Regions from separate parts of the Homo sapiens genome. Here region 1 is linked to region 2. Evidence: chromatin loops called from intact Hi-C (ENCODE). Cell type or tissue: natural killer cell. All regions are shown on one strand. Links, peaks and the distances in the headings refer to the core of each region. The heading gives the core; the rest is flanking DNA. Region 1 overlaps MAD1L1 (mitotic arrest deficient 1 like 1). Region 2 overlaps MAD1L1 (mitotic arrest deficient 1 like 1).

Evidence for each region. Peaks named below come from ENCODE experiments on the same cell type or tissue, not always from the same donor. Only the 100,000 strongest peaks of a DNase experiment are listed, where the experiment ranks them.
Region 1: it touches region 2 in a loop (12-fold over the local background); 2 of 110 quality-filtered maps call a loop at or near these places.

What each region holds. Positions count from the first base shown.
Region 1 is chr7:2,042,307-2,057,982 of GRCh38, forward strand. All of the region lies in intron 12 of MAD1L1 (mitotic arrest deficient 1 like 1), which reads right to left. Among named protein-coding and RNA genes, the nearest start is that of SNORA114, 39 kb to the right of the region's middle. RefSeq lists enhancers at 7,160-7,763, 12,822-13,337, 13,826-14,379, 14,380-14,932. In natural killer cell, for the core only: no CTCF peak of the experiment used is centred there; DNase peaks (open chromatin) are centred at 7,585 and 8,085; H3K27ac peaks cover 1,082 bases.
Region 2 is chr7:1,954,441-1,970,116 of GRCh38, forward strand. MAD1L1 (mitotic arrest deficient 1 like 1) reads right to left here. Exons shown (of 19, transcript NM_001013836.2): 16 at 3,189-3,279. Among named protein-coding and RNA genes, the nearest start is that of MIR4655, 120 kb to the left of the region's middle. RefSeq lists enhancers at 378-1,102, 3,385-4,065, 6,861-8,060. In natural killer cell, for the core only: no CTCF peak of the experiment used is centred there; a DNase peak (open chromatin) is centred at 7,631; H3K27ac peaks cover 393 bases.

The DNA of each region.
Region 1 (15,676 bases), core at 3,450-11,449, 87 kb after region 2:
GTGCACAGACACACAGGCACACGGACACACGCACAGACACACACATGGGCACACAGGCACAAGGGCATGCACACGGCATTCCTAACTGCCACCACCGACCTTTTCACACTCCAGCCACCCCAGAACCCTGGCGTTTAGAATCTGCAGCTAAAATACACCCAATGATGGTATCAACGTTCATTTATTCATTCAACAAATACTTGGCGATATGGTTTGGATGTCTGCTCCCTCCAAATCTCAGGTTGAAAAATGTTTCCCAAAGGTGGAGGTGGGGCCTGGTGGGAGGTGTTGGATTATGAGGGCGGATCCCTCACGAATGGCCCAGAGCCATCCCGAGTGAGGAGTGTTGTTGGAAAGATTCTGGAACCTCAAGTGTCTCTCTTGCTCCTGCTCTTGCCATGTGACGTGCCTGCTCCTTGCCTTCTGCCATGATCAGAAGCTTCCTGGTACCTCAGCAGAAGCAGATGCCGGCGCTGTGCTTCCTGTACAGTCCGCAGAATGACCCAGCCTCAGGGATTCCTTTATAGAGACACAAGAACGGACTAATACACCTGAGGAGCCTTCACGCACACACATGTCCACGTCCACGTCCACGTCCACATCCACGTCCACGTCCACATCAAGGCAGTGCTGCTGAGGGCCAGAGGACGCTGCCACAGGCCGACCCCGTGAAGCTGAAAGTCACCTTCGCCAAGAAGGATGGGCTTCTGGAAAACACAGCCCTGCACTTAGAAACTTCAGACCCTACTCTCCACAATCTCTTTATTTATAAAATTGCTTATGCGAAGATATTTCCACGCAGAATGCATTCAATTATGCAGTGTAAGGGGGGGCCTGAATGGAGAACATCCAAGTCAGCCACGAAGACACTTCAGGAAATACAAGAAAACGACCCTGCCACTGACTTTCGAATGTGTCTGCATCCACGCCCCTGTCCCATCGGAGGGGCACAGGGTAATACATAGCACTGCGCTCCCCTCCTTCTCCTGTGGTTCCCCTCCTGACAGCGCAGTGCAGTGCGGCAGACACCCCTCATCCTCGGTGTCAGGGCAGCATTAGCATGTAAATAGCTGGCAGACACAAGGACGTGAAAGCAAGGAAGAGCTCTTTAATTAACTTTAATCCTCCAAAAATCCATGCTGCAATCTGTTCTGACAATCCCACGCTCCTTAGGAGGCCCTCGGCACGACCTGGCACATCCTGTGGGCTGGAGGTGGCCGGAATGGGCGGGCTTGGGAACGTGATGCCCGGGTACCGTGCCTACAAGGACGCTGGGTCATGACTGTTCTCTGGAGGCTACGGGTGCCCTGCAGAGTGGAGGCACGCGGAGGGCCTGGGGGGGCTGGGGATCCAGACTGGCTGAGCGCCTGTTTCCCACCACAAACAGCCCTGCGGAGTGCCAGCCTTTTTCTCGAGAGTGGGGGCAGCACCACCCCAGGCCTCCTGCCAGGCCCCAGGGAGCCCTGAGGCAGGGGCCTCTGCCCATTCTCTCCTCCCAACACCCCGCACTGCCCAACATAGACATAAGCTGGGCCCAGGGCTACTGAACAGGGCCAGGGAGGGCCGGGCAAAGCCTGCCCCTGGAACGTGGCAGACCTCACCGTGCAGGAACAGGGTGTGGGTGGCGGCCGCGGGCTCGGACGTGACTCAAGCACAGATGGGTGCCCGTCCCGTCAAGAGAGCACACGCAATGGACGGCGGCAGCAATGCTCCAGCAACCACAGCAAAGGCCTGATGGAGAGAGGAGGGGAGACAGCAGCATGGGAGGACGAGCTGCCTAGAGCTGGCGGCCACAATGCGCCGCAGGAAGGGGAGCAGCCAACGGTCTGGAATAAAAATCATAGCGAATGCTCACAGGACAGAGGCAGCTACTACAGGTCCTGATCCAAGGGTCACTCTTGCTCATTCCTCCCAACTTGTTCAGTCCGCCAACAACACTGTGAGGACACGCTGGGACAATCTCCGCTCTCTCCAGCAACGAAACTGAGACACAGACGAATGACTTCGGCTGGGTTCCACACAGCCAGCACCTGGGACCAGGATTTGAACTCACGCACCCAGGCTCCTGAGAGGACGCTCCTGCCACAAAGCACCTCAGGTGTGAGAGGCCAAAGAGAAGCTGCCCGGCGCACGTGGAAGAAGGTGGGGACGCTGTGAACACACTGGGAACAGTGCTTTAGAAACAGCAGCAGTGAATCCCAGAGGAGCCCGCAGCATGTGTGAGATGATAACACAATTTCCCAAATGGTTCAGCAGGGCACAGAACCAGCACGGGGGTGCGGCCGGGAGGTCTGGGTCCTGAGTACACATGAAGTCCCCAGGCGATCGACCACACAAGCCTCTCCACTGCTCCAGCCTCGGTTTCTCTTCCTGTACAGCGAGGGCGACTCAGCACAGCCCACGTGTTTCCCGCTCAGCTTTGTGAGATTCAGTGAGGATGACAAGAACTGGAACTGGAGTCCCAGCTCAGTGAGACAGACCCCAAGAAATGGAGGCCATCAGTATGGCGTAGTCCCCCGGGGCGTGGACACCCTCTCAGCTCCTGTGCCAGTGGTGTAGACAGGGGAGCCCAGGGGAGGCAACAGCATGAACAAAACCCGAGCCCCGGGCCAGGCCTGTCACCTCCCCACTCTGATGAGCAGCAGCAACCATTCTCCGCACTTCACAGAGGAAGCAGAGGCTCTGACAGGGGCCACACGCCCAAGCCACACGGCCGCAGAGGCACGATCTGAGCCAGGGCGCCCTGACGGCAAGCCCCGGCCTCTGATCACCTCCCAGGGTGAAGCCATTCAGCAAGGGAGCTGCTGCCACCAGGGGCCAGAAAGGACATGAAAGGCTCCGGCCTCCCACCCGGCCTCCACACCCCTCTCTGCTCCAGGCCAGGAGCACCAGCCCGTGTCTCAGTGGCTGTGAATCCCTGTAAGAGTCCCCTGTATCCCTGTGAGAGCCCCCGTATCCCTGTGAGAGTCCTCGTATCCCTGTGTCCCCGTGAGATACCCCACGTCCCTATGAGAGTCCCCCATGTCCCTGTGAGAGTCTCTGTGTCCCTGTGAGAGTGACTCCCAGCCCTCAGGCTGCCGGGTGCCCTCTCAGGTGCCTCTCATGGCCAGCCCAGCACTCTGCGTGTACATAGCACTATCCCTCTCGGGAGCCCGCAGGGTCACACCAGCCTGGCTTACACAGAAATAAATTGTGCTTCTGTAACCAGCAATATTTCTTTAACTGGAGGTTAATAAAAATCACCGTTGGAGGCTAACCAGTGGATCTAATTTATTTAGAGACTTTTCTGAAGCTGTGGATAAAGCCCTTTATTAAAGCTTAGTACAGCACCTGACGATGCCCTGGAAAAGCGACAGTCGCTTAGTGGGATTTGGAGGCCGTGGAGCAAAGTGAAAAGTCTAACAGGATTCCTTGAAGGAAGGAGAGTGGGGTGGGGGAGGGGAGCGGGACATGGGAGCCAATTTCTCACCTGAGGAGCCCAGCCTCAGCCAGACAGCACTTCAGGGCCCGTCCCAGGCCTTCCCTAAGCCTCGGAGCACATGGTGAGCCCCAAGTAGTCCTTAAATCCAAACGTTCTGCCGAGGGCCCCCCATGGAGCTGAGCCATCATCTTTAGGAGACATGGCACACGTCCCCTGCACCACAGGCCGCCACAGCCCTGCTCCCTGAGGGCCTGCCCATGACAGAGGCGGCAGTGGAGGCCCTGTAAGGGAAGGACTTCCTGGGGAAGACCAGCTGAGTGCTGCAGTGGCCACCTCGGCTGCCTCTAGGGAGTCAAGGAGGGTCCCATGTAAGCCCCAGGCCGAGCCCTGCAATCAGTGCCTCTCCTGGGATGCGGGTGGTGGCGCAGGCCCCACGCCCCAGGTGGACTGAAGCCCCGCCCTCCCTACAGAGGGGAGTCCCATCCCTTTCCAGGCCTGCACTCACAGGCACCCTATGTCCCTGTCCTCAGCTGGACGGCAGCGCAGGCAAATAAGATCGCCTTTCAATGTGCACAGAAATACAAGACCCCTTTCAGCCACCAAAGGCCCCCACAACCTCAGGGCCGTCCAGCGAGCTAGGAAACCCATGTTGTCCTCCTCCTCCCAGGCCCGGCGCCCGTGCCCACCCAACCCTCCCCTCCAGACAGGCTCCGGCTGGGGCACTGCCCATGAAATGATTTCGACACACAGAAGCTCACTTAAAACTTCTAGTCTACAAGAGGTGAAAACTTTGGAAGGGTGAAGTTCAAGAACTGTGCAAATCCTCTTATTTTTCTGGAGACGGAACTCTGCGTGGCGATCATCTCCTCAGCTGCTAAACCCCTTCCAGATCAGAAGCGACACAAACCCCGCCTCACCCGCCTGCCCTACACTAAGCCGTGAGGACGTCTTAGTGTAGGAAAGGGGTGAGCGCTGCCCGCCTGTGCCCAAGGGGCCACATTCAACCAAGGGTGGGAAAAGAGGTGAGTCCTTTCCAGACCATCTGTCCCCACTGAAGATTCCGTAAGCTCCTAGGTGGAGGGCTAGACCTTGCCCAGACAGGAGCCTCAGGTCTAAGGAGGAGGAGCAGCGCTCCCTGTGCCCACACGCACAGTGCCCGGCCCCCTGTCCCAGGTGCTACCTCTGCACCACACGCTGCGCACACAACACCCCCTGGGCTGAGCGCACCCACTCACAGACGACAAAGGAAACTGGAGGATCAGTAATGAATGGCCACCAGCGCGCACATCCATGCCCCAATGCCAGCTCCCGGGTTGAACTCCTGGGTTGAACTGTTTACTGCGTGCCACCCTCCTGGGCAAACAGTCTTCGGCTAAGGCCCTCCCTTCCCAGATTCTCAGGTTCTACAAGTCAGTGTCTTTCCTCCGTTCACCCCAGCTCCCCAGGGCTGCTGATGAGCTGACCTAAGGCAAAGCAGGCAATGAGAACTGTGGAAAGGGACCCTGAGACACCGCTTGCTCTGAGCCGCAGCTGCGTAACAAGCTGCAGAAAACCCACCGGCACGAGGAAACCCTGGGGGCCTGTCTGCAGACCGTGCCGATGATTGCTTCCGTCTGGAAGAACCTCCCTTCCTCCCCTTGGTGTTTTATTGGGGGCAGTTTAGCTCTTTATGGGTGAAGTTAACCAAAAGAATATTAACTCCATTCTACACTCCCTGCATCTGACTGTTTTCCATTTGATGATGGATGATGTTTAATACCTCCCAGTCTGAGCACACTCTGGGTCTGTAAATACAGATCCTGCTTTATTGCTGTTTAATAACTATCACAATGGTTGGGGCTGGCCTTGTCTGCTGGGCTTAATGTTCCATGAGGGTCTCGTGGGAAAAGAAGCCAAAATGCATAAAAGAACCAGTGTTCCAGAATGGTAAGCACAGATGCACACACATGTGCGCACACAGCACTCACACATGTGCATGCTCAGACACATGCACACACAGAGCTCACACAGCACAGACATGCACACTCACATGCATACAGAGAGCTGCCTCTGCAGACACATGCACACTCACACACGTGCACTCACATATGCAGAGAGCTGACTCCACAGACACATGCACAATCACACACGTGCACTCACGTGCACACAGCTCACCAGTACAGATACATGCACACTCATGCTCAATGCACAGTTCACACAGATGTGCATGCACAGCTCACAAAGCACACGTGCACACTCACATGATCACATGTGCACACAGAACTCACACAGCACAACATACATGCGCACACAAGTACACACGTATGGACACACACATACACAGCACTCAACACAGATATGCACACACGTCTCCTACACAGAGCTCATGCAGCACAGACACGCACACAGTAATGCTCATGTGTGCATGCATGCACACTGAGCACCGACACGGGTGTGTTCATGAACACCCGGGTGCACGCATGTGCACACTGACGCACACGCGTGCTCTCAGACACCATGCTCCAGCACCCTAGTCGGGCAGCGGGGTAGGTGTAGAGGGACTCGGAGAATGAGCAGCTACCTGGGCTGCGAATCCTGCCTGTTCACCCAGGCAAGTTCCTTCATCTCATCCAACGACAAATTCCTGTTGCACAAACACGGGATTTCCAAATCTGAGCTCAGAATTCTCCAAGTGAGTTTTAAGTGAGATGATTAGAGGGATGTTAATGAAATGAGAAGTTACTCTGACGAATGCCAGCAGTGACCGCTATACATCGAATGCCCACTCACTGCAGGTCCCATGCCAGGTATTTAACATAGGATTTGTCAGGAAATAAATTTGATGAATGGTAATAAGCATCAACCACACTGCATAAGGCCTGGCACAGGGCAGGCAGGTGGGTCAGCCAGGAAGGGGCTGTCCCATAGGATGTTGAGTGATGGCCAAAAAGTCCCCCTCCGCCCCTCTGTGAAGAACCTCCTCCAAGACGAATGCAGAAAACCGCACTCAGCTGAACGGAGCTGTGATGGGAGCCTCCCGAGCCTGGCTGAGCCCCCTGTGCCACACCCCTCCAGCTTCAGGTGCTCTCCCCACTCCACAGTGACTCACAAGCCACCACTCCCACTTCCCCAAGCCAGCGCCAGGCCTTCTCGAGGCGAAGAGCTGTGCCGATTGTCACACTTGCCTGTGTCCAGCCACTGACCGCGTCAACCATGCTGCCATTTTCATCAGGGTCCCATCTTATTTTTAATGTGATTTTGTGTAGCAGGGTGACTTTTAGGAACACACATCACCTTAGAATAGAACTAACCATATGTTTGTTGAGTGAGTTGATGATGAACTACCTCACACATATATTTGAACATTACAATTTAAAAATATTTTCAAAGCATTCCCTCATGTAATCTGTGAATCGGCTCCCCGTGCAGATGGGGTGAGGCGTGCATGCTTCATTCTTCCAGAGAGGAAGCAAAGGCAAAGAGAGGGAAAGGGAGCTGGCGCCAGGCACAAGTGAGAGAGTGACAGAGCTCAGGTTCTAACAGGTTTTCTGATTCCAGCTCCTAGGCTTCCTCCCCCTAGAAGAGAGGAATTCCAGCAGGGCTGGCCTCAGGCCTCCACCTCCCTTCCCGGTGCCCCGCCCAGGGTCAGACCCTCTCCCTGCACAGTGGGGGCCCCCACTCCATGGCCTCTGCTGACTCGGAGCCGACTCAGTAGGTGGCTCATGCCCACCATGGGTGGCAAAAGGCTCGGGGGCAGCTCACCAGCTCACGGGCCTTCTGATGGCACTCAAGAAATTTAGTTTAAACACACACAGATTTTCAAAGAGGCGGTAGGAGGAAGGACTCACCTAGTCCGCCCAGGGGCCTCCTGCAGAAGCAAGATCTGTGCCTGGACCTCACAGACACCTGGGTCCAGCAGCATCCCCATGTCTTGCTGGAGGGCAGGAGCCACCCAAGGGGCACTGGGCACTGCCTGGCGTGGGTGGCCAGACTCGCTTCATCAGCACCAGTGTCCAGGAGGACTATCGAGCACTGTAATTCCCAGGGCACCTCATCCAATGTCTGCAGGCACCAGACCACAGGTTCACAGGGCACCTCATCCAACATCTGCTGGCACCATCTGCGGGCACCAGACCACACGTTCACAGGGCACCTCACCCAACGTCTGCAGGCACCAGACCACACGTTCACAGGGCACCTCACCCAACATCTGCGGACACCAGACCACACGTTCACAAGGAACCTCACCCAACGTCTGCGGGCACCAGACCACACGTTCACAGGGCACCTCACCCAGCGTCTGCGGACACCAGACCACACGTTCACGGGGCACCTCACCCAGCGTCTGCGGGCACCAGACCACACGTTCACGGGGCACCTCACCCAGCGTCTGCGGGCACCAGACCACACGTTCATGGGGCACCTCACCCAGCGTCTGCGGGCACCAGACCACACGTTCACGGGGCACCTCACCCAGCGTCTGCGGGCACCAGACCACACGTTCACGGGGCACCTCACCCAGCATCTGCGGGCATCACCGCCCCTTCCACCTGTTGCACTCCTACGAGAGCTAAGCCAGGTATGAGGCCAGACCAGAAACCAGAGACCAGGATGGAACCTCACGCGCCTGCTGGAAGCAGGGAATCCCCTAGCCAGTGCCTCAGACCCATGTCCACACCCACACGGGCAGACGGAAGCACCAGGCTGAGGGTGGTGAGCCAGGGGGTTCCTGGGCCGCCTCCACTCTGGCTGGTGTCAGGCTGTGGCTTGACCTTTCTGGCAGCTCCGTTGAAGCACCCACAGAACCATGGAGACCACAAGCCAACAGTGGCCTATCACCGGCCTGGAGAAAGTCCAGACACTTCACACCTTCTGACTGAGGCCAGGGACCTCTCCCAGGACCATGGACACAGGGACCCAGGCACCCACCCAGACTGTGGTGCAGGGAACTTACAAGGCTCTTGGGTGTGCCGTGACACCAAGGACAACTGAAGGGGCAGAGGCTGCGGAGGGAGCAGCCCAGTACCCCCGAGGGCGGCTCAGTCCTCAGCAGGCCCACCCACCTGTGCCTCACAGGCCAGGAGCAAACACACCTGTGCGGAACGGCCAGGTGAGGCTGGCTGTCACCTTTAACATCTCTGAATGTCTCCAGGAGGGGCCTAGAGAGGGTTCAGACACCACCACCAGGATGCTGCAGCTATTTTTAGTAGAAAGACTCAAGAGGCTTCCTTGGCAGGGAACCATGCCTTTGAGCATGACCATCAATTTTCACCTGCAGCTAACTTCCTTTCCTTTCAAGATCAAGGTTATTCAAAGATTTGGATTTCTTCGAAACTGAGTTTAAAGAGAGCATGTTTCTCTACCAAACAGGATAGGGGATTTTAAAGCACAAACAAGGACAATGTCAGGCCAAAGCCTGGGTAGGCAGGACAAGGTTCCGGGCCTGGTCCCTCCAGCCCTTCCCAGACACCCTGCAGGCCCTGCTTGTGTCCCCCCGAGGCTGGGCTAAAGCCACCTGTGCCAGCTGGATGATGCCTGGCCTGGGCACTGGAGGAGCCTCCCTGGGCTCCTCTCTAAGCCTCGGTCTCTCTGGTATAAACCTCCAAAGCTGAGGGGGACTGGGAATTCCACAGCCTCTCTCCTAGCAGGACACTCCAGGTTTCTCGTCCATAACCCACGTGGTGCTGTGGAGCCTTGGCCTACAGGACAGAAGGGGCTCCTGGGATCTGGATGAAGTGGTGGCGAGGGGGGCGCTGACCTTGTCCTTCAGGAAGAGCCACGTGGCTCAGCAGGCAAGATCCAAGACGTTTCAACGTGGTATGTTAGAAACTCACACTTAATGCAGAAAAGCCCAGGAACGAGACATTGAAACCGCACATGAAGACTGGGCCTTCCCTGCATCCGCCGGGTCACCTTGCTGTCCCCCACCTCCCCCACCCCCCCACCAGCTGCCCTGCGCCTGCCGGGTCACCTCGCTGTCCCCTACCTCCCCCAACCCCCCACCAGCTGCGCTGTGCCTACTGGGTCACCTTGCTTTCCACCCCCCACCACCCCCACCAGCTGCCCTGCGCCCGCCAGGTCACCTTGCTGTCCACCCCCCAACCCCATCCCCCACCAGCTGCCTGGGGCCCCTGAGGGCTCCTCAGAGCCATGGACAAGCTGAGCAGCAGGTGCCGTGTCAGGCTATACCACATGGGGTGCCAGAAACTGATTTCACTGGGAAGTCTTTTGTTAGGAGTACTCCAAGGGCAAGCGTCCTCTGGGAAGCGTGTTGGGAATGGATGTTTACAGGGGCGTCAGGCAGGGAAACAGCCAGGCGGAAAGACAACCATTCATGCAGAGTCAACACCTGTGCACCCCCTGCATTCCACGAAGGAGCCCCCGGCAGGCCAAGACCCACGCTCCGCACACATCAGAGAGGAGGGGCTGGCCTCAGAGAAGCGAGAGCAGGAGCAGGGTGACCACGGACAAGGGCAGAACCCTATCGTCCTCGCCACGCGCACAGCCACAGCTCCGCCACAGCCAGCCATGGCATGACTCCATATGCCAACAGGCTTCCCTGGCCCCTTCATGTGAGCAACAGAGCACAGGCAGCGGCGTAGTAGGAGCCCCAGGCCTGCCGCCACCACAGTTGGTAACAGCCTCAGGAAGACCACACAGACAGAATGCCCAACAGACAGCAAGCAACAGCACCCAGGAGGGCGCCGGACAGCTCACTAGGGCCCAGGCACAGCAGGCAGGGAGGGCGCCGGACAGCTCACTAGGGCCCAGGCACAGCAGGCAGGGAGGGGGCTGGACACTCACTGGGGCCCGGGCACGGTGCCCAGGGAGGGCACCTGACAGCTCCCTGGGGCCTAGGTATACAGTGGAAACCCTACTTACGTTTATAAGTCCTTATATCTTACAAATAAATGGGTGTGTTCATTATTGGCCGCAGGTCATACCTATCCTTTTTAAACAAATATGCACGTATCAGTGTGCAAATTCCACAGTTTTTATAAAGGGGTACACCATCAAAATAAACCTGGAGCAAACAGCTGGGACACAGCTACGGCAGCTGGCATGGGCATGGCCCTGGCGCCACAGACTGCTGCCCGGAACAGACAGAGGAACCGGGAGGGAGCTGGGGCCCCAGCCTGGAGCATGGGGGAGGGAGGCGCTGGACCTCCGGGGCCATGGGGAGATAGGAAGCCATGTGTCCCCAGCAGGACATGTGGGAGGAGGAAATCCAGAAGGGAGAGCTGCCCCAAGTCCCGGGACAGCGGAGGCTCCTCCACCAGCCTGAGGAGGGAACGGGTGGGTGCCGCCTCCAGTGCCTGCATCTGAAGGCCGAGCCGTCCCTGCCCTGGCACCTGCTCCCAGCCACTGCCTACCCTCCTGCTCTGCCACTGACAGCTACACGTCTTGCGACTTTGGTTGTTGGGAAAGTTGAAAGCAAGTAACACCCTCTTCCACATTGCTGACATTAGCTCAGGCATCAGAAGCAGAAGCCTCGGGATCTGCTACCTGGTAGCAGGCCCTTCCTGAAAACCGGTGAGTTTGGGGGCCGCGGAGGCCCATGCAGACGGTGAGGCTGGGACCAAGAGTCCTCCGGGCGGGGGCAGAGCACAGGGCAGGTGAGGCAGAGGCAGGAGAGCTGCTCCCTGGCCACTCCAAAGGCCTCAGCACCTCCTGTAGGTGAAGGAGTCCAATATTCACCAGGCATTTACTCAGAGCCTGCTGTATGCAAGGAACTGTGCCAGCCGCCGGTGAACAAGGGAGAAAAGGGCCTGCCTCAATGCTATGAGCCGGACGCCGGGGATGATCTGGGTTCCGGGAAGTAGAGAAGCTGTGTGAAGGCCCCAAGGCCCTGGCGGGCGGCAGGAAAGCAACGGGGAAGCAGAGGAGGCTGCAGAGGTGGGGCCCATCTTCCCCGCACAGCACGTTCCAGCCAGGGCCTGGGGACACGGGTTATGGGGGTGCCCCAGGCCAACAGGGTACAGGGCCAGGGACAGCCCCTGGGTGAAGCCAGGGAGCCTGTGACCCAGGCCCTGCATTCTGGGCTGCAGGTTTCAGTAGGCTCCTGTGACCGAGCTCTCCAAGTGTGATTTGCCACCATTAAGTGGACGCAGGCCATGACTCCTCAAAAAAGAAAGTAGACCTGGCTTCCACAGTGCTCCAGGGGCACCCGATTCTAGCCACCCTCAACACGGAGACCCGAGGAGACAGCCTTATCTCAGCAGCACCATCCAGAAATGCCCTCATCGGGGTTTCTGATGACACACCTGCCACCAGCACCCTTCTGCAGAGGGAGGCAGGGCGGGAGGGGTCAGGGCTGCACCCGGGTGCCCGCAGACAGGGCACTCCCACCAGGGCCAGAGCCCACGAGCACTGCTGCTCCCAGCCCACCTCCCCCAACACAGTGCTGTGGCCATCTCCTCAAATCTCCCTGAAAGGGCCAGGAGTTCCACAGCCTCACCTGGAACTGTCCAGAAAGTCCCACCCATGGGCGGGTGGGGACAGGACTGTGGTCTTTTCAAAGAGCCAAGAGTAAAGATGGGTGACCTGAATCCAGTGTAACGCAGCCTCCAAACTCCACGCACCTGAGGCAGAGACGGCGGTCGGGCGCACGTGGAGGGCTCGGGCTGGTGGAGGCGGTCCACGCTCCCACAACCCAACCTTCATCATCTTCACACTGGAGACGGGTAAAATGCATTGTTTTGATTTCACCGTATTTCCTAAAATTGCTTTTCTCCCTGGAATTTTTTTCTGCCACAGCCAGGTCCAGCTCCCTCTCGGAGGGAGAGTGCAGCAGTGTCTGTGACAAGGTTGGCTTTCTAATAACTGTGCAAATGGCTTTGTCCCATAACAAAGTGGACATTCTTTCCTGAATGGATGTAATAGAAATGTCAGTCTAGAAAGGTAATGGGAAAGGGCGATATATTAACACCTGGAAATTAAATTCCAAAGCCGAGAGAACCCTGCTTATCTGTGGAGGGAAGAGGCCCTCTCACTGAGCAGAGCAAACACGACCCTGGAAGCCGGGCTGGCCAGCGTCTCAGGGCCCCTCCTGCAGGCTTTGCACCGATCCAGGTGTACGTGGAGGGATGTGCTTTAAGTATGAACAAAGCAAGGTCTGAAGCTGAACTTGAGCTGCGCTCGGCTGGGCCGTGCCCTCGCAGTGATGGGAGAGCGGGGAACACATGCGGTACTCAGGGCTGCTCCTTGGACATCCCCAGAGGCTAAAGCCCAGGAGACAAGATGGGTTGCATGGGTCACAGTAGCAGGAGGAGCCGAGCGGTGGGGCCGGGACTCAGGGACGACGGCAGGGCCCGAACTCCATCTGTCCTGTGTTCACGTACACAGTGCAGAGCTTGTCACAAAGGGCGGGGGCAGCAGAGACAGAGGAAGCGGGGCCAAGCCTCCCTCCAGGCACTAGGCAGGCAGCACAGCGAGGCGGTGCGTGCCACGACAGCACCAGGCAGAGGCACGCCACAAACCCTGACAGAAAGCAGGGAGTGAATGAGCACACGCCAGGACGTGTGTCCTCTCGGAGGCAGACAGTGAGGACAGCAGGTAGGCAGTGGTCTTCAGAGGGAGCTGGGGGTGAGCCAGGCCTAGGGCCAGTCAGCAGCATCCACATCAGCTGTGTGACCCGGCCCCTGTGGCCCGCATCGTAGGGCACGATCCAGGCCTCTGCCACCCCTGACAGAACTGGCCCGGAGCAGCACAGGAGCGCCACCAGGGAACCGGTGAGACATGGGGACCGCAGGCTGCACCCCAGAGCTACCAAGTCACACTCAGATTTCCACGATCTCTACAAAAACACAAAAGAATTAGATGGGCACGGTGGTGGCACCTGAAGTCCCAGCTACTCGGGAGGCTGAGGCAGGAGAATCACCGGAGCCTGCGATGTCGAGGCTGCAGTGAGCCGAGACCACACTACTGTACTCCAGCCTGGGTGACACAGAGAGACCCTGTCTCAAAAAAAAAAAAAAAAAAAAAATCTAGGACCAGGCACAGTGGCTCACAGCTGTAATCCCAGCACTTTGGGAGGCTGAGGTGGGTGGATCACTTGAGGTCAGGAGTTCGAGACCAGCCTGACCAATATGGCAAAACCCCGTCTCTACTACAAATACATAAATTAGCTGGACATGGTGGCAGGCGCCTGTAATCCCAGCTACTCGGGAGGCTGAGGCTGGAGAATCGCTTGAACCCAGGAGGCAGAGGTTGCAGTGAGCTGAGATCATGCCACTGCACTCCAGCCTGAGTGACAGGGCAAGACTCCATCTCAAAAATAAATAAATAAATAAATAAAAAACACAAATCTAGCATCAAGGCTGGCCGCATGGCCTGGGCAGTCTCTATGCCACTCTTAAGCCTCGACTTGCTGGGCTAAAACGGGGCCACAGAGCTGACCCCCCGACGCCTCAGCGGGCGCCACAGGGAACATGATGACTGTCTGACACAAACCCCTGGAGGGTCACAGAGGATGATGCTTTCCAGATGACACAGCAGGTACTGGGTGTTATAAATACTCCCTTCAGTGCTACCTAAGACCAAAAATTTTCAGTATTAAAAAAGAAAGAGCAAGAGAAATCGTGCCGATCATGAAGCCTCAGACCTAAAGAGGGGTGTGGAGCAGAAGAGACGGCGATCAGAAGCAGCATGGGGCTCGCGCAGGCTCTTCTGTGGGAGGGATGGAGGCCCTCTGCTCTGCTCTGCTCTGCTCTGCTCTAGGGAAAGAGGGCTAGATCTCACACCCTCAGGGGAGGGAGGAGCACACAGCCAGATTTAGGCTCCCACTGGGGCAGAGGAAGAAACCACAGAATGGCTATCCAGGAAAGACGTGGAAGGAAGTACAAGACTGGCTCCACGACCCATCTGCAAAGCGACCCAGGAGATACCCACGTGAGCGAGGGCGGTGCTCACCTCGAACCAAGGCCCACCACAGAGCTCCCACGGGCTCCCACCCAGCGCCCATTATCACAGAGGGGTGAAGGACAAGTCCTACTCAACACTAGAACCAGGACAAGGAGTTGGTGTGGCTCCAAGAGGCAGCCCAGGGGGACTGTTGTGGGGCCACAGAAACCTACACAAGCGGCCGATCGCGGAGAGGAACACAGGCTGTGCTAACGCCAAAGCCCCTGGTCTTCCCACTGCACCACGACCACCTACGGCATTGCCACGGGGAAGCCGGGGAGACGTGGCACCTCGCCCCACAACCTTCCCAAGTACCCGTGCAGCTATCATTACCACAAACCAAGCCCCACCACGGTCTAGCACGGCAGATGGACACAGCTCTCCCCGCAGTGACCTTCTGGGCTCAGCAAGGGCGCCTGTTCACCGGCTTCCCACACCCTCCCTGACACACGAGCCCTAAAGCGCCTCCCTTTCTTCACAGCAGCCATCACCGCCTCAACGCGACTGACACCTGCCCCAGCCCCACCTAGAGAGGGGCCCTTGAGCTCCGAGTCTGCTGTGCAGCTCCCTGCTGTTTTCCACAGCACCTAAATGTGCCAGGCTCACAGGAGACGCACAGTAAGAATCTGGGGAATGACCGAGCGCGGTGCCTCATGCCTGTAATCCCAGCACGTCGGGAAGCCAAGGTGGGCAGATCACTTGACGTGAGAAGTTCCTGGCCAACGTGGCAAAATCCATCCCTACTAAAAATACAAAGAATTCACCGGGCATGGTGGTGTGCACCTGTAGTCCCAGCTACTCAGAGGCTGAGGGGAGAACTGCTTGAACCCGGGAGGCAGAGGTTGCAGTGAGCCAAGATTGCACCACTGCACTCCAGCCTGGACATCAGAACAAGACTCCATTCCCCCCACCGCCCCCCCAAAAAGAAGAAGTTGGGGAATGAAACATTAATGATCGAGTGAGTGAACTGAGTCTGGGTTTCTCCTTCTCAATCCCTTTTCAGCTGGCCAGTCCACCTGTATTATATGCTTTGTATGCGTTAAATCCTGCTGGAAGGCCAGACTTTCTAAATCCACAGAGAATATCAGAAAATGTTTTGAACTCAACAGTAACAAAAACAACCCGCATCAAAATTTATGGGGTAGGCCTTCGTGACAAAGACTCTTAGAAAAGCACAAGTTGGAGAGGATTTCATTAATTCAGTAAAGAGTATCACACAGAACATCTAGCACACACCACGCTTACTGATGGATTACCAAAGCGCCCGTCACAGCCTGAAGGAGACAAGGTGCCTACTGTCATCATTCCTCCATGACACTGCACCTGGAGGAAAGGGGCATGGAGAGAAGCAGGGCCGGAGAGGGAGTGTGGCCA
Region 2 (15,676 bases), core at 4,305-12,304:
AGCGCTGGGGCCCCAGCTCCTCAGTTCTAGGCCTGGGGAAGAGCACAGGGCACACTCAGGAGGTGGGGACAGGGGTGGGGCAGGAGGCCGTGGCTGCAGGTGGGGTCAGGGACTGTGCCGCCCACCTGACCTGACTCCTGCGGCTGCACCAATAGCCATGGGGGTCCCTCTGCCGCCAGATCTGGAGTTCCACGGGGTCCGCCCGATTTCTGTCTTCACTTCAGAACACTGCAACACGTTCAAGACTCATTCTGCCTCCTAACATGGAGAGTCTGAGCTCCTTCCTCCTTCACACGCAGGCTCCCTGTGGGCCTCACTTTCCCCATCTAGAGAGGGGGCGCCAGAAGCCCGGCCAGCCACCGTCCGTGGGTGCCCCGAGCTCTCCCACCCCCACCACGGGATGGGAGGGCTTGCAGTCCAGGAGCCCCGCCCACCCACTTCCAGCCCCTTCAGCGACACAAGGGTGCACCCAGTCGGCCCTAATGAGTGTGTGGACAGCTCTGGGCTCTTAGGGAGACCCAGAAAGGCCAGTGCCACAGCAGGGCCCAGTGACGGCCCTCCCAGGAAGGCAGCACGAAGACCTCCCAGGCCTGGTCTCCTGGCCTCAGCACCGCGGGAGGGCAGCGGCACTCGCGCCCAGCTCTAAGGGGTAACTGAAATTCTCTTTCCTCGCCAACCAGCTGTGAACTAATTACAAAAAGTTCTAACTAGTCAAGCCCCTCTCCAAGCATATGTTCCCAATTAAGTCAGACTGCAGCTGATTTTAATCAATCTTCCTTGAAGCGGCCCAACTTGAAGGCTTCTCCAGAGGGAGCGGGAGCAGGGAGAGGAGAGGGCATCGCATAGTGGGTGCAGGGGCGGCAGCCGGCTCCTGGGGCCTCGCTCTGTCACCCAGGCTGGAGTGCAGTGGCGTGATCTCGGCTCACTGCAATCTCTGCCTCCTGGGTTCAAGCGATTCTCCTGCCTCAGCCTCCTGAGTAGCTGAGACTACAGGTGCCCACCACCATGCCCAGCGAATTTTTGTATTTTTAGTAGAGGCAGGGTTTCACCATGTTGGCCAGGCTGGCCTTGAGCTCCTGACCTCAGGCAATCCACCCGCCTCAGCCTCCCAAAGTACTGGGATTACAGGCGTGAGCCACCATGCCCAGCCAAAAGAGAGATTTTCAATGGTCTTGCAAGATTAGGTGTCTGGTGGGCAGGCACACCCAGCACGGTGACAACAAGCCATTTATCCCCTAGTGCGCAGGCCCCTCCCCCGGTTCCTCACAGGCTGAGTACTCTGGGGTCACAGTCTTCCTGGATGTTGCCTACTGGTTGTTGGGCAGGGGCTATAGGTGTGTTTTTAGGGTTGTCCTGTTGCATTTTGTTGCAGCCCACAATGCACTGCAATCCTCGTCAGCTCAGGGGCTCTTCAGTTATTTGACTTGTGACCTAAGTAGCTGGGCAGGCTGATAAGAACAGATGAAACGAACTATTTTGCAGAGTAGTATAACTTCCATCTTAGACTAAACTTCTTTGGTTTGGATGAGGGCAAGTAAGGTGGGTGGGGGGGTGGGGTGGCAGGGGGGAGCGGGAGGCCGACAAGCAGGCATTGGTGATCCAAGCAGGGGCCTAGTATATCCTGTTTCTTCTGTAGTTTGGTGACCTAAGCCGGTTCAAGGCACTTTATCTTGGAAATGGACCCCTATTTACAGTATTTCCTTCAATGGCACAGCCCTGGGCATCCAGAGCCAGGGGCAGCCTGAGCCACCACAGGGCCTGTGAGGCCTCACCTTCCCCAGGGCCACCCTGGACGTCCCCCCACTAAGGGTGTAATCGCAGGGGGTGTCAGAAGTGGTGGCAGCTGGAGGGCTGTCTGGAAGTTTCCAACACTCCACAGGCCGAACCCCAGTGGCCTCCCCGCTTCACTGCTCTGCACTTGCTTCTCCCACGCCATCCGGGCACAGTTGTCCCTGTTGCCCTGACCCAGGGAGGAACAGCTCCTGAATCCTGGGCTAGGCTCGAGGTCACCATATCACGGCATAAACATCTGCTTCCCCAGGACCACCAGGCCCAGCCCTGTCCTCTCCCCAAATGGCCACACTGGCCACACTGCAGCACCACGCCTCAGCTCTGAGCAGCTTCAGGACATGCCTAGGGGCAGAGCCCCCACCCCTCCAAGGCCCTGGCAGAGCTCAGGAGAGGGTCACAGGTGACACTGCCAGCCACTCCTCATGCCAACCCCACGGTACCTGACAGCCCTTGGCATCTCCCACAGAGGAGTGCTCCGCTAGTGAGCTCCCGAGCACACGCCGTCTGCGCAGAACAGGGATGGTGGCCAGGCCCCATCAGGTGTTCACCAGTGCTGGCACCGCACTCACCCACACCCCTCACCTCATTCAAGCCTCAACAAGCTCCAAGGGCCGGCCACTGAGGACACCTTGGGGAAAGGGCTGGAAGCTGGAGCAGGGAAGCCGTAAGTGGTGCCTGCAGGGATGCCTGGCCCCCAGTCAGCAAGCAACGTGGGCACCAAGGAGCAGGGTTCAGGCTCTGCTCAGCCCAACACCCAGAAAGACGTTCAGCAGCTCTGACGCAGAGCCTCTGGTGGGCGGGCAGCAGCCCCGTGACCGCTCCCTGTACACCACGGCCCAGTTAAAACAAGATGACAGGTCCTAGGCTGAGGACAGGCCAGCGCGGCTCGGAGCCGCCCATCACCACAGATGTCACTCCTCCCATCGTCAGAAACTGGTCATAAAAAATAGATTTGATCTGCCTCTAACAGGTGCCAAGATAAAATCAATGGCCTGTCCAAAAACCCGGTAACCTCGAACCTGAGGGCTTCCTGCCATGCAGCAACTCAGGAGGATGAAAACCAAAGAGAAAGTACAATTAAAAGAACACAAACAGCAGTCCAGCCTCGCCACAGCAGATCCCGGGTGGGCATAGTGCAAATCTGCCCAGAGCCCACTCCACCGACACCAGGCGTGTGGGTGGTGCGGGCCGCAGAGGACTCCAGAGGCAGCCAGTGCAGGCCTGTCAGCGGCATGGCCTCCCTGCCAGGCAAGGGGGTGCACATGGGAGGGAGGAGAGTTCAGACAGACGAGCCAGAAAACGGGTGTTCTGTGGCAGCAGGAACCACGGTCGTTCACGACGCCCAAAGAAATGAGAGGCCCAGGCAGTGCCTCACCCAGAGGCTGCCCCGCCCTCACCTGCAGAGCTCGCCGCTCCAGCTGTGCCTCCAGCATCCTCTTTTCCTCCTCCAGCCGACTCCGCTCGCCTTCCAGCTCCTCGACCTTCAACCTGCAAGGACAGCAAGACGGTGACCAGGTGTCCGAGGCCAGCCATGCTGGGGAAGTCCCACCCTCTGGGTGATAAGGAGGTGAAAGGTTAGGAGACCCAGCTATACAGCTTTATTTCTAAATACATATCTGTGAAGCTCTCAGAGTCCAGCGATAACATCAAGAGAAAATTGGAAAACGACACAAGTACAGGATGGGGGAGTCCGTGGCGGCCCCTGCTCAGCTGGAGGAGCCTGTGCGGAGAAAGTCTCTGTCGACCACACCTTGGCTGGAAGCACAGAGGGAACCAGCCCGAGGCAGGACGCCTGGGAGTCAGTGTGTCCGTGTCCGTCAGCCACTCCCAGAGGGTGATGTGATGGCGGAGTGCAGGGGACACTGAGGGACAGGAAAGCAACCTCGGGACATCTTCAGAAATGAGGAAAAGACAGGAAAGGACTTCTACTGCGGGGTGTGGAAGAAGCTGATGACAGGGGACCACAGAGGCACAATTCAGATGAGAAACAAAAGCACGCTTCCAGGCGACCCATGGTGAGTTCCCTTCTCCACAGTGGGAATAGAATACAAAACAAACCTCCATGGCCGCAACCGGAATGGGGCCAGTTTTAGTTCACTGTAAAAAGCTGTCTAGTTTTGTCTTCATTTCTAGATCTAATATTTTGAATGGAAAACATATTCATGTGGTTTAAAAATAAAAAAAGTCTGTCAAGGCCTGTAGTGATGGAAAGATTACTCGACACCGCACAGGGACAGGAGCAGGGACAGCTATTCCAGCCTGAGAACTGCTCCAGGGCGTCCCAGCACACCACAACAGCAAGACCCGAGGAAACCCAACTCTTTCCAAGAAACCTAACTGCATCTCTGAAAAAAGATCAAGAAGATTGATACAAATGCAAAAACATCTAGAACACAACAAGCTAAAATTCACAATGCCTGCCATCCAGTCAAAGATTACCAGACATTTAAAGCAGCAGGAAGACACGGCCTATAATGAAGAGATTAACCAAACAACGAATACCTACCAAGACGCAGCATTGCACAGACGGCAACACTGGCAAACAGGGACATTTAGACAGTTGTTAAAACTACTGGAAAAATGCAACAGTTCAGACTCGGAAGAGACACAGGTAGAAGTGGAAACTACCTGTCAGATAAACATGCTGGATGGGATTAATGACAGATTAGAATCCGTAAGAGAAAAGTTTAATGTCCTCGAGGGCACAGCAATAGAAACTATCAAAAACAAAACACAGAGGCCAGGCACGGTGGCTCACGCCTGTAATCCCAGCACTTTGGGAGGCCAAGGCAGCTGGATCGCTTGAGGCCAGGAGTTCAAAACCAGCCTGGCCAACATGGCGTAACCCCTTCTCTACTAAAAATAAAAAAATTAGCCGGGCGTCGTGGTACACCCCTGTAGTCCCAGCTCCTCAGGAGGCTGAGGCATAAGAATCGCTTGAACCCAGGGGGTGGAGGCTGCAGTGAGCCAAGATCACCCCAGTGCACTCCAGCACTGACAGAGCGAGGCCCTGTCTCAAAAACAAATAAATAAGCAAACAAACACAGAGAGGAAAAGATTCCTGAAAAATGAAAAGAGAATCACTGAGCTGTGGGACAGCTTCATGAGGCATAAAATTCATGAACGAGAGTCCCCAAAAGAAAGAAGGCAGAGGAAGCGACGGGACAAATACTATAAGAAAGTTCCACTTTCAATGGAAAGGATAAAGCCACAGATGTAGAAAGCTCAACAGACACGAGGCAGCGCAAGGAACACAGGCCCAGGAAAGAAGACGCTGGCAGCCCCAGAGCACATCAGGACAAGCCTGCTCAGGACCACGGCACGGAAAACCATCTTAAAGGCAGAGGTGGTACCTACAGAGGCACAAGGCGGGGTTCTCATGAGAAACAGTGCAACGGAGAAAAGAGGAGGGAGAAATTTCTGAAATAACGAAAGAAATAAAAACCGCCACCTTAACGGTGAAAACATCTCCCAAAACAGAAGCAAATAAAGATGCCTTCAGATCAGACACGAAAGCTTAAAGAATTCATCATCAGCCGACCTGCTCTACAGAAATGTCAGGTAAGGCCTGCAGGTGAGGGAGGACGAGGGCGGGGCGGGGCAAATACACCCAGATCTGCACGGAGAACCAGGAGGGCTGGAACAGCAGCTGCATTTAGGGAGGATCTTTCTTACATTCAGGTCTCTTAAAAAAATTTAAATTATTAACTTTTTAAAGTGATTAATAGATTAAACAAAACTAATGAAAATATATTGGGGATTTAATATATAGAATAAATAAAATGTATGACAACAGTATAAAGGCTGGAGGAGAAAAACCAACACTGTGGCTGTAAGGTGATTATACTGTGTGTGAGAAGACGTAATATCACTTGAAGGTAGGCTGTGGTAAGTTAAAGATGTATACTATATACCCTACAGCAAGCCCTAAAATAACAAAGACTTATAGCTAAGATGCCAAAAAAGGAAATAAAACAAAATCAGAAAAATACCAAAGTGGATTGAAAAAAGGTAAAAAGAAAAAAAAAAAAGGAAACAGAAATGAAGAAGAGACAGATGAGTAGAAAACAGTCAAATGACAAGATCAAAACTAATTATATCATAAACAAATTAGATGTAAGTAGCCTAACTACCACAATTAAAAGGCAGACACTCAAACTGGATTAAAAAGCAACACCCAATCAGACACCGCTGACAATAATGCACTTTAAATACAAAGATGCAAAAAGACATAACATGCCATCACTAAGAAAACCAGCAAGAGAAAGCCAGAGACGCTACTAATACCAGAAATAGTAAATTTCAGAGCACATATTATTACCAAGAAGGTAACTTATAATAATAAAGAGATTGATTAATCAAAGGAAAATAATAATCCTAAACATGTGTGTGCTAATAAAAGAGCTGCAAAACAAATGAAGCAAAACCAGCCAGAAATGCAGGGAGAAATAGACGGGTCCTCAATGACAATCTGAGACTTCAGTATCCCTCTCTCAATAGCTGATAGAACAACGGGCAAAAAATCAGGAGGACAAGGACCACATGATCAGCCAACTTGACCTATTTCACCTGGATAAATGCTTCGACTCTTAAGAGCAGGAGACCCAGTCTTTTCAGGAGCACTTGAACTATGTACCAAGAAGACCTCATGCTAAACCATAAAAGAAGGCTCAGTCTATTTAGGAATTTCATAATTCTAACTATGTTATAGGACCATCATGGAATTAAACTAGCAATCAGCACCAGAAAGTCATCTGGAAAATACTACTGACAAAAGCATCCAACACCATGAAATACACAGAGATGGAACGGAACAGGCCAAGAAAAACCTGCACGTGACAAGCTCCGAGCACTGTGAAGAGAGCTCCAGGGCAACCTCCACACAGGGAGAGAGAGAGGCCTTGTCCACAGGCTGGGAGACTCTGGGTGTTGGGAACGCACTTCTCCCCCAAATTAATCCACAGAATCAGCAACCTCAGTCAAAATCCCACAGGCTTCTTTGTACAAATTGGCAAGCTGATTCTAAAATTCATATGGAGATGTAATGGACCTAGAATAGAGAAAACAACATTGACAATGAAAAAGGAGGGGCTACCTAATTTCACCAACTACGTTAAAGCCGTAGTAATCACAACAGTGCAGTACTGGTCTGCAAGACAGACAGACCGATCAAACAAAACAGAGTCCAGAAATAGGAGCACAAACACAACCAATTTTTGAAAAATATATGAAGGCAATTCAGCGTAGAAAGGACAAACTCTTCAACAAATGGTTCTGGAACAACTGGGTGTTCTTGGGGGAAATAAAGAATTAAAATCTTGTACAATAAATGAAAATCCTGCTCAATCCTGAACCAAAAGTTACAAAGTTATTAAAAGAAAATACAGGAGAAAATCTTGTAAATTTGGGACAGCCAAAGATTTCTTAGCTATGATACCTGATAGGGTTTGGCTGTGTCCCCACCCAAATCTCATCTTGAATTGTAGCTCCCATAATCCCCATGTGTTGCGGGAGGGATATGGTGGGAGATAATGAATCAGAGGGCAGTTTCCCCCATACCATTCTCGTGTGTTGTGGGAGGGACATGGTGGGATATAATGAATCACAGGGCGGTTTCCCCCATACCATTCTCGTGTGTTGTGGGAGGGACATGGTGGGAGATAATGAATCACAGGGCGGTTTCCCCCATACCATTCTCGTGTGTTGTGGCAGGGACGTGGTGGGAGATAATGAATCACAGGGTGGTTTCCCCCATACCATTCTCGTGTGTTGTGGGAGGCCTGTGGTGGGAGATAATGAATCACAGGGCGGTTTCCCCCATACCGTTCTCACGTGTTGTGGGAGTGATGTGGTGGGAGATAATGAATCATAGGGCGGTTTCCCCCATACCATTCTCATCTATTGTGGGAAGGACACGGTGGGAGATAATGAATCACAGGGATGGTTTCCCACATACCATTCTCGTGGTCGTGAATAAGTCTCACAAGATCTGATTTTATAAGGGGTTTCCCCTTTGGCTTGGCTCTCATTCTCTCTTGTCTGCCACCATGTAAGATGTGCCTTTTGCCTGCTGCCATGATTGTGAGGCCTCCCCAGCCATGTAGAACTGTGAGTCCATTCAATCTCTTTTTCTTTATAAATTACTCAGTCCGGGTATGTCTTTATCAGCAGCATGAAAATGGACTAATATCCAAAGGATCATATATAACAGAAAACATTGAAAAATTGGACTTTATCATAAAAAAACTTCTCTTCAAAATACCTGATGAAAGAACGAAAAGACAAGACACAGACTGGGAGAAAATATTTGGAAAGCAAATAATCTGATAAAGGCCTTGTATCCAGAACATATAAAGAGCTCTCCCAAACTCAACAGTAAGAAAAATAATCAAATTTTAAAATGGACAAAAAAACAGGTGCTTTACCAAAGAAGATCTACAGATGACAAGTGAGCTGAATGAAAAGATGTTCAACATCATTAGTCATTTGTGAAATAAAAAATAAAAGGCCACAGTGAGACATGACTGCCAACCTATTAGAAAGCCTAAATGAAAACCTTTAAAAAACTAGCCGGGTGTGGTGGTGCACACCTGTAGTCCCAGCTACTCAGGAGGCTGGGGTGGGAGGATCACTTGAGCCCAGGAGTCAGAGGCTGCAGGCAGCTATGATCCCACCACTGCACTCCAGCCTGGGCAACAGAGCAAGACCCTGTCTGTAAAAGAAACATTTAAAAAAATAAAAGAGGGACTAAGGAAAAAGACTGTGCTGCATGCTGGTGAGGAGAAGCTGCACACCAACTACTCTGGAAGACGGGCAACCTCGGAACACGTTACACACGTGACCGCCAGCCACTCCACACTAGGCGTTTACCTGAAAGAAAACGAAGTCGATTTCTACATGGGACTTTATTTATAATATCCAGCAGTTTCAGAATAGCCAAAAACCAGAAAAACTCCAAATGTCCATCGCAAGGGAACGTATAAACTGGTGTCTCCATACGACAGAACACAACTCAGCAGTGAAGACAACACAGCTGTGTGCACAGTGATCTCTCCCCCAACCAGCCATGCTGCGTGGAAGAAGCAAAAAGAGGGAGACCACATGCTCCAGGACCAACGCCATGCCCAGAAGACTCGACAGCCGCCCGCCAATCTACAGTGATGGAAAGCACGTCGGCGGGTTTGGGGTGGGGAGAGGAGGCAGGGAGGAGGGATTCCTGTCAAACAAGAGCACATGTCTGGGGGTCTTGAATATGAATGTGGTAACGGCTCCATGGGTGTATGTGTGTGTACATGCAAATTCACCACACTGCACTTGACATCGCGCAGCTTACTGCACACCAGTTATACCTCAGGAAAGCTGTAAAAACCATACTGTAGTGAATGACCTCTGACATCTGCTTCCTGCTTGTACGGCGCACCTGCAGGACATGCTTCCGGAGGCGAGGCTGCTGGCCAGGGGCAAGTGTCTCTGTCATCCCAGCAGACGCCGTGCGCTGCCCTCCCTGGGTGTCTGGGGCACTCCCACTCACACCAACATCCTGAGCATGGGCCTAGAAGGTACTTCTGCAGCAACAATGCTTCGCTCCTCTTGAGGCAGGGAGCGCCGGCAGGGGAGACATCTGAGCACAGCCCAGTGTCACCGTCTCTCGGCAGGGTGGCCGTGCAGTGTGAGACCTAGCACACACCTCCGGCACCAGCTGATGCCTCCTGGAGAGGTTTTGGGAGCCCCGCAAGTGCTGTGGCTTTACAAACAACCCCCTCAGTCTTCACATCAATCTAGCAGGGAAGTCCTGGTGCCTGAGTAAAGGGGAGACTGAGGCTCAGAAAGCCATCTGAGAGGCCCCTGATCACAGAGCTGGTAAGGGGCCTGGCCGAGGGCCCAGGGTGGGTGTTCCTGACCCTCGCCTCCCAGGGCTTCATAGGGGAGTGAACCTGCCCAAGGTGATGAGTGACGACATGGTGGGGGCCTCCAAGGCCATCTCCGAGAAGCTGCCTTCTGCAGGGGCTTCTTGACTTAGGGAGACGCTGGATGAAAAGGCCCCTTTTAAAATGATATTATGGATTCTGAAGGCTTGGGAGCAAAATGCTTTCAAGGGCTGAATTGGAATGAGCGCACGCGTGTAGCTGCAGCCATGTTAACAGAATGACCTGCGTGACCCACCCTCGCCGCCAGACAGCAAGCCCACATGCGGGCTCATTTGTGCACCGAAGGGGTGCGCTTTCTTCTGCTGCCCTCCTTTCAGACAAACTGCTACCGCACAGAGAGCGAGAAAGAGAACAAACGAATAAACAAGTTGGGGGGATGGTGCTCAAAAGCTCAGAATTCTGGTTTGCCTTCAAATGGCTCAAAGCAATCAGTTCTGGCATAAGCTTCTTGAAATTGACTTACTGCAACTTTTTTAAACACGAGGAGCGCTACATAAATTAGCTGCCAGCCTAGATCTTTCCTCGAGAAGATGACGCCAATCAAAGCAGGTGCCTGTCTCCGAGCGTGTGCGTGGAAAGCAGGTGGAGGGTAGCCGGGATCTTGCTTATAACAAACCCATCACACACGGGGGAAACTTTTGCAAGAAAAATGATTAGTTGTTTTTGCTGAACTAAAAGATGCATAATGGGGGCGGGAGGCCTGGGTGCCGCAGGTGAGGCTCCTGGGGCCTGGAGAGGGGACAGTAGGGAGACCCGAGGCCCAACGGGCAGACAGCATCCAGTCCAGGAAGCCCCTCACCCAGGCCAGCCTCCCACGGGTCCCAGACCCCTGCACTGCCCGCCAGCCCCTCCCCAGTGGGCCTTGACCACCACACTTCACATTTTACTTCTCTGTCCCCTTCATCAAATGGCTAGCTCCACGTTTCCAGCCCTGATCATGGTGTCTGGCTCACAGCAGGCATTGATGACCATTTCCCTTGAACAACGGGTGTGGGAACCCCACCAGAGAGGCTGGCGAGTGGGGTACGTAGGACCCCCAGCCCTGGAGATGGTCACACAAGGGTGGGTGGGGCCCAGCTTAACCCAACACTCGCTGCGTGTCCTGACACGGAGCACCTCGCCCCTCCAGGCTTGTTTGTCATAAAGAGAGCACGTGACAAAGCCGCGCAGACATGGCAGTGTGACGGGTGCCCACGCCTGCCCTTCCTCTCCCACAGACAGGGCTACAATGCCTGGACACGTGCCCGGCTCTGGAAGGCCCACCGCACTGGTGGGTAGGGAACATCGTGGCTCTTCTCTCGCATCCCCTGACCTCAACCTCGTGCCACCATCCAGGCAGTGGTGAGGCTGCTGTACCAGGAGCTCAAGGCGAAGTCCTCCAGCACTCACCTGGGGGCCGGAAAAGAAAGCCACTGAGCTTCAGGAGCGTGGGACCCTCCCTGCTCGGAGTATGGACTCCCCGGCCCCCGTGGCCCCTGCCTCTGCTCTTCGCACACTACCACGGGCTCAGCCCACAGGGCTGCAGTGGCGGCAGGGAGCCTGAGGCAGGAGCCGTGCTCTCTGTCTGAAGCTGCTGTCGTTCCAGATGGGCAGGACAAACTCTAGCTGCGTTTTCCTCCCTGTCCTCCCTCCTGCAGGGCCGGGCGTGGGCCCAACCTCCATGACACCAGCAAAGTGCAACAGACGGTGCGAAGAGAGCCCCACGTCCCTGGAGGACCACAAAGGGGAGACCCAGAAACGTGAAAGGACCCGAAGATCACAGAATGGAAGGACTGAAAAGCGTAGTCCTGGAGAGTTGGGGGGCATCCCTGGGTCGGCCCATGCCTGGGTCCCATCCACACTGGCATCTGAAGCCGGTGAGAGCTGAGGGCGTCCCTGGGTTGGCCTGTGCCTGGGTCCCATCCACACTGGCCTCTGAAGCTGATGATAGCTAAGCTGACAGGCACTGCCAATGTCCCAGGCCAAGGCCAGGAGCGCTGCCAAGGCTTCACAACCTGAACTGGGATGGGAACCGCGCCCCACAGAAGGTCGCTGGGACCTGGGCTAGAAACCACCCAGGTCGGCTCACTGCTAAACTAAAACACTCTCATTTCTCACAGGACTTAAACACAAAACCTCTTCTCACAATGCTCAGGACATAACCCCAAATTACTCGGCACATGAAGAACCACAGAGATTTCAAGTCAGCCTGGAGAGAGGCAGTTCCAGCTGCTGGGGCTGAGGAGATGGGGCTGGGTTATCTGGGAAGTGCGGCGGAGAGGGGCCACAAGACGGCCCATGCAGACGAGTGTGCACGCTCTCACAGCACACGGAAACCCAAAGGTCTCAGCAAATTCACAGAAAAGTGAATTGCTGAAAAAGTATTTAAGGAAATAAATGGCTGAAATATCCCAAACTTGGCAAAAAAAAAAAAAAAACAAAAAAAATCCCTAGAGATTCAAGAAGCTGAGCAAACTCCAAACAGAATAAACCCAAAGAAATCCACACCCAGACACATCCAAACGAAACTGCTGAAAACTGAAGGCAAAAAAAATGGTGAAAACAGAAAAAAACTGTGTGACCTCAAAGGGAACAGCGATTCGAGCGTCTGCAAATCTCTCCCCAGGCAGGAACCGCGGTGAGGAGGAGGAACGCCGCAATCGTGGCGTGCTGGGAGGCGAGGGCCGCGGGCCGCGCTGCGTGCGCAGGGCAGAGCTCCTTCAGGAACACGAGAGGAATAAAGACGGACCCACCCGAGGGAAACCGTGAGGAATCGTAGCCACCTGCTCTCCAGGAGAGGCTGCCGGAAATCCTTCAGAAGGAAAGAGGACATGAAGGATACCTGGAGCATCGACAATGAAGGAGGAACAGATGGCAGCTATCTGGGCTTACAGATAATACCCGGGTCTCTTACTGCCCTTTTCAAAACACTGTATGACTGAAAACAAAACCTGTGGCATTTCCATGTAGGTAGAGGGACAGCAGGAAGGGAGAGGGCAAGGGACCTGCCGGGAGGGGCTTCCAGGTGTGACTTCAAGTGGGATGAGGCTGATTCTCAGTAGGCAGTGATAAGTACTCTAATTCCCAGAGCAAACACTCAAAACATCAGACTGAGAAATAGTCAGATGCCCATCTGCTAAATTAAAATGAAATACTAAAAACCATTCAAGTAACTCAACAGAAAGCAGGAAGCATGAAAAGGAAAAACAAAAATGGAGGAGACACACAAACAAATAATAAAATGGTAGCAATGAAAAGACAGAGATTGCCATGATGGTTTAGAAACTGACCCGATGACATCATGTATACAGAAACTCAAAGAACGGGTACAGGTACGCTGCAAGTAAAAGGACAGAAATATTTACAGCACGCAAACACTACGGTAAAGGCAGCTGGCGGGAGGGTGTAGAAGCAGTGCCGTCCCAGGAGCCACAGGCATACCCAGACCCTGACCTGGGCTGCTCAGGACTGTGCTGCCAAGAGAAGGCTCCGGGCTCCCTGGAGGAACGGATGATTGGAAAGCTGGGGCAGAGGACACGAGGTGAGTCTGGAGCACCCTGTGGTGCCAGAGAGTGAGGAAGGGCTCAGAAAACCCAATGACGGGGCACAGCAGGGCGCGGCCGGCCGCGGGGAGATCACGCAGCGAAACAAGTCCCGCTGCATGCACCGGATCAGAACACAGAGCACACGGCAAACACCCTCCAGTCCACACTGCTGGCAATAAACAAGTTCCGGTGCGTGCACCAGATCAGAACACAGAGCACGCGGGAAACTCCCTCCAGTCCACACTGCTGGTAATAAACAAGTCCTGGTGCGTGCACCAGATCAGAACACAGAGCACGTGGCAAACTCCCTCCAGTCCACACTGCTGGTAATAAATGAAGAAGTGAATAAATGGGGAAGAGGAGACACCTCCCTCACAGAACTCCACATCATACATGTAGAACTCATCCCTCCAGAGGGGGAGCGTCGCCTGTGCCCTGAGGGATTCGCTTCCAAGGAAGAGACTGGAGAAAGTGCAAACAGCTTCGCGGACGAGGCACCCGGCAGAGCACGCCTCAATCCGGCGGTCAGGTCCACCGTCGACGCCTCAGTCCGGCGGTCAGGTCCACCGTCAACACCAGCGGTCTTGTCCACATCAACGCCTCAGTCCAGCGGTCAGGTCCACTGTCAACGCCTCAGTCTGGTGGTCAGGTCAACCGTCCACACCTCAGTCCAGTGGTCAGGTCCACTGTCAATGCCTCAGTCCAGCGGTCAGGTCCACTGTCCATGCCTCAGTCCGGCGATCAGGTCCACCGTCAACGCCAGCAGTCATGTCCACCATCAATGCCTCAGTCCAGCGGTCAGGTCCACTGTCCATGCCTCAGTCCGGCGGTCAGGTCCACCGTCAATGCCAGCGGTCATGTCCACCATCAACGCCTCAGTCCAGCGGTCAGGTCCACTGTCCACGCCTCAGTCCGGCAGTCAGGTCCGCTGTCAACGCCTCAGTCCAGCGGTCAGGTCCACCTGCTGTTGCGTGGATGTCAGGGGCTCCCTGATGGGACGTGGTGAGAAAGGACTTGTCGTCTGTGATCTTCCTTCCAAAAACCACCATCTCAGGTTAACAATGAAACACATCACACAAGCTCGCTTCGGGGGCGTTCTAGGGACTCCTAAACATACTGAGGTCAGGAGAAGCGAGGAAAGACAAAACTGTCACCGACCAGCGGCAGAAGAGATGTGACGACTAAAATCAACACGGTGCCCTGGCTGCAACATGCAGGAAAGCCTGGTGGATCCAAACAAGGGCTGGAGACAGGCCCAGAGTCACACGCCGGTGACGAGCACCATGGCAGCGTGAGATGTCAACAGCGAGAGAAACCGGGTGAAGAGGGTATGAGAACTCTCCGTCCAATTTCCGCAACTTGCCTATTGAATCTGGTAAACAGTGTGGCAATTCCATCTTTTCAAAAAATCGACTGTTGGCCAGGTGTGGTGGCTCCCGCCTGTAATCCCAGCACTTTGGGAGGCCGAGGTGAGTGGATCACCTGAGGTCAGCAGTTTAAGACCAGCCTGGCCAACGTGATGAAACCCCATCTGTATTAAAAATACAAAAATTAGCCAGGCATGGTGGCACATGATTGTAATCACAGCTACTCGGGAGGCTGAGGCAGGATTCACTTGAACCCGGGAGGCAGAGGTTGCAGTGAGCCAAGATGGTGCCACTACACTCCAGCCTGGGTGACAGAGCGAAACTCCACCTCAAAAATAATAAATAAATAAATAAAACAAAAAACCTATAGCTTATGTCAATCTCAATGGTGAAAGGCTAAAAGCTTTTCCCCTAAATCAGGAACAAGACAAGAATGTCTGCTTTTGCTGCTTCTATTCAACATAGCCAGAACAATTAGTCAAGAAAAAGAAATAAATTGTATCCAAATTGGAAAAGAAAAAGTGAAACTACTTCTCTCTCTTTGCAGATGCCAGGCTACAGAAAACCCTAAAGAAGCTGCAAATAACCTGTTCTAGTCAATAAACAAAATCAGCAAAGTTGCAAAATACAAAGTCAACACACAAAAGATCAGTTGTATTTCCCTGTATTAGGAACAAGCAATCTGACAAGGAAATCAAGAAAACAATTCCATTCATAACAGCATCAAAAAGAACAAAACACTCTGCAATACATTTACCCAAGGAGGCATAAGATTTGTACCCTAAAAACTGCCAAACATTGCTAAAAGAAATGGAAGAAAACCTAAGTAAATGTAAAGCCATCTGTGTCAGGGAGAAGAAGACTGCCCACTGTTTACCCGTCAGCGGAGTCAAACCCCCTGAAAAAGAACCACCACCAGGGAGACTCATAGCTCCTGACCTCAAAATTTATGAGAAAGCTACCTAAGTGAAAAAGGAACTGACTTTTATACACAAACAACCTGGATGGATCTCGCTCGAGGGCGTTGTGCTGAATGAAAGGAGCCAGTCTCAAAAGACTGCATGTT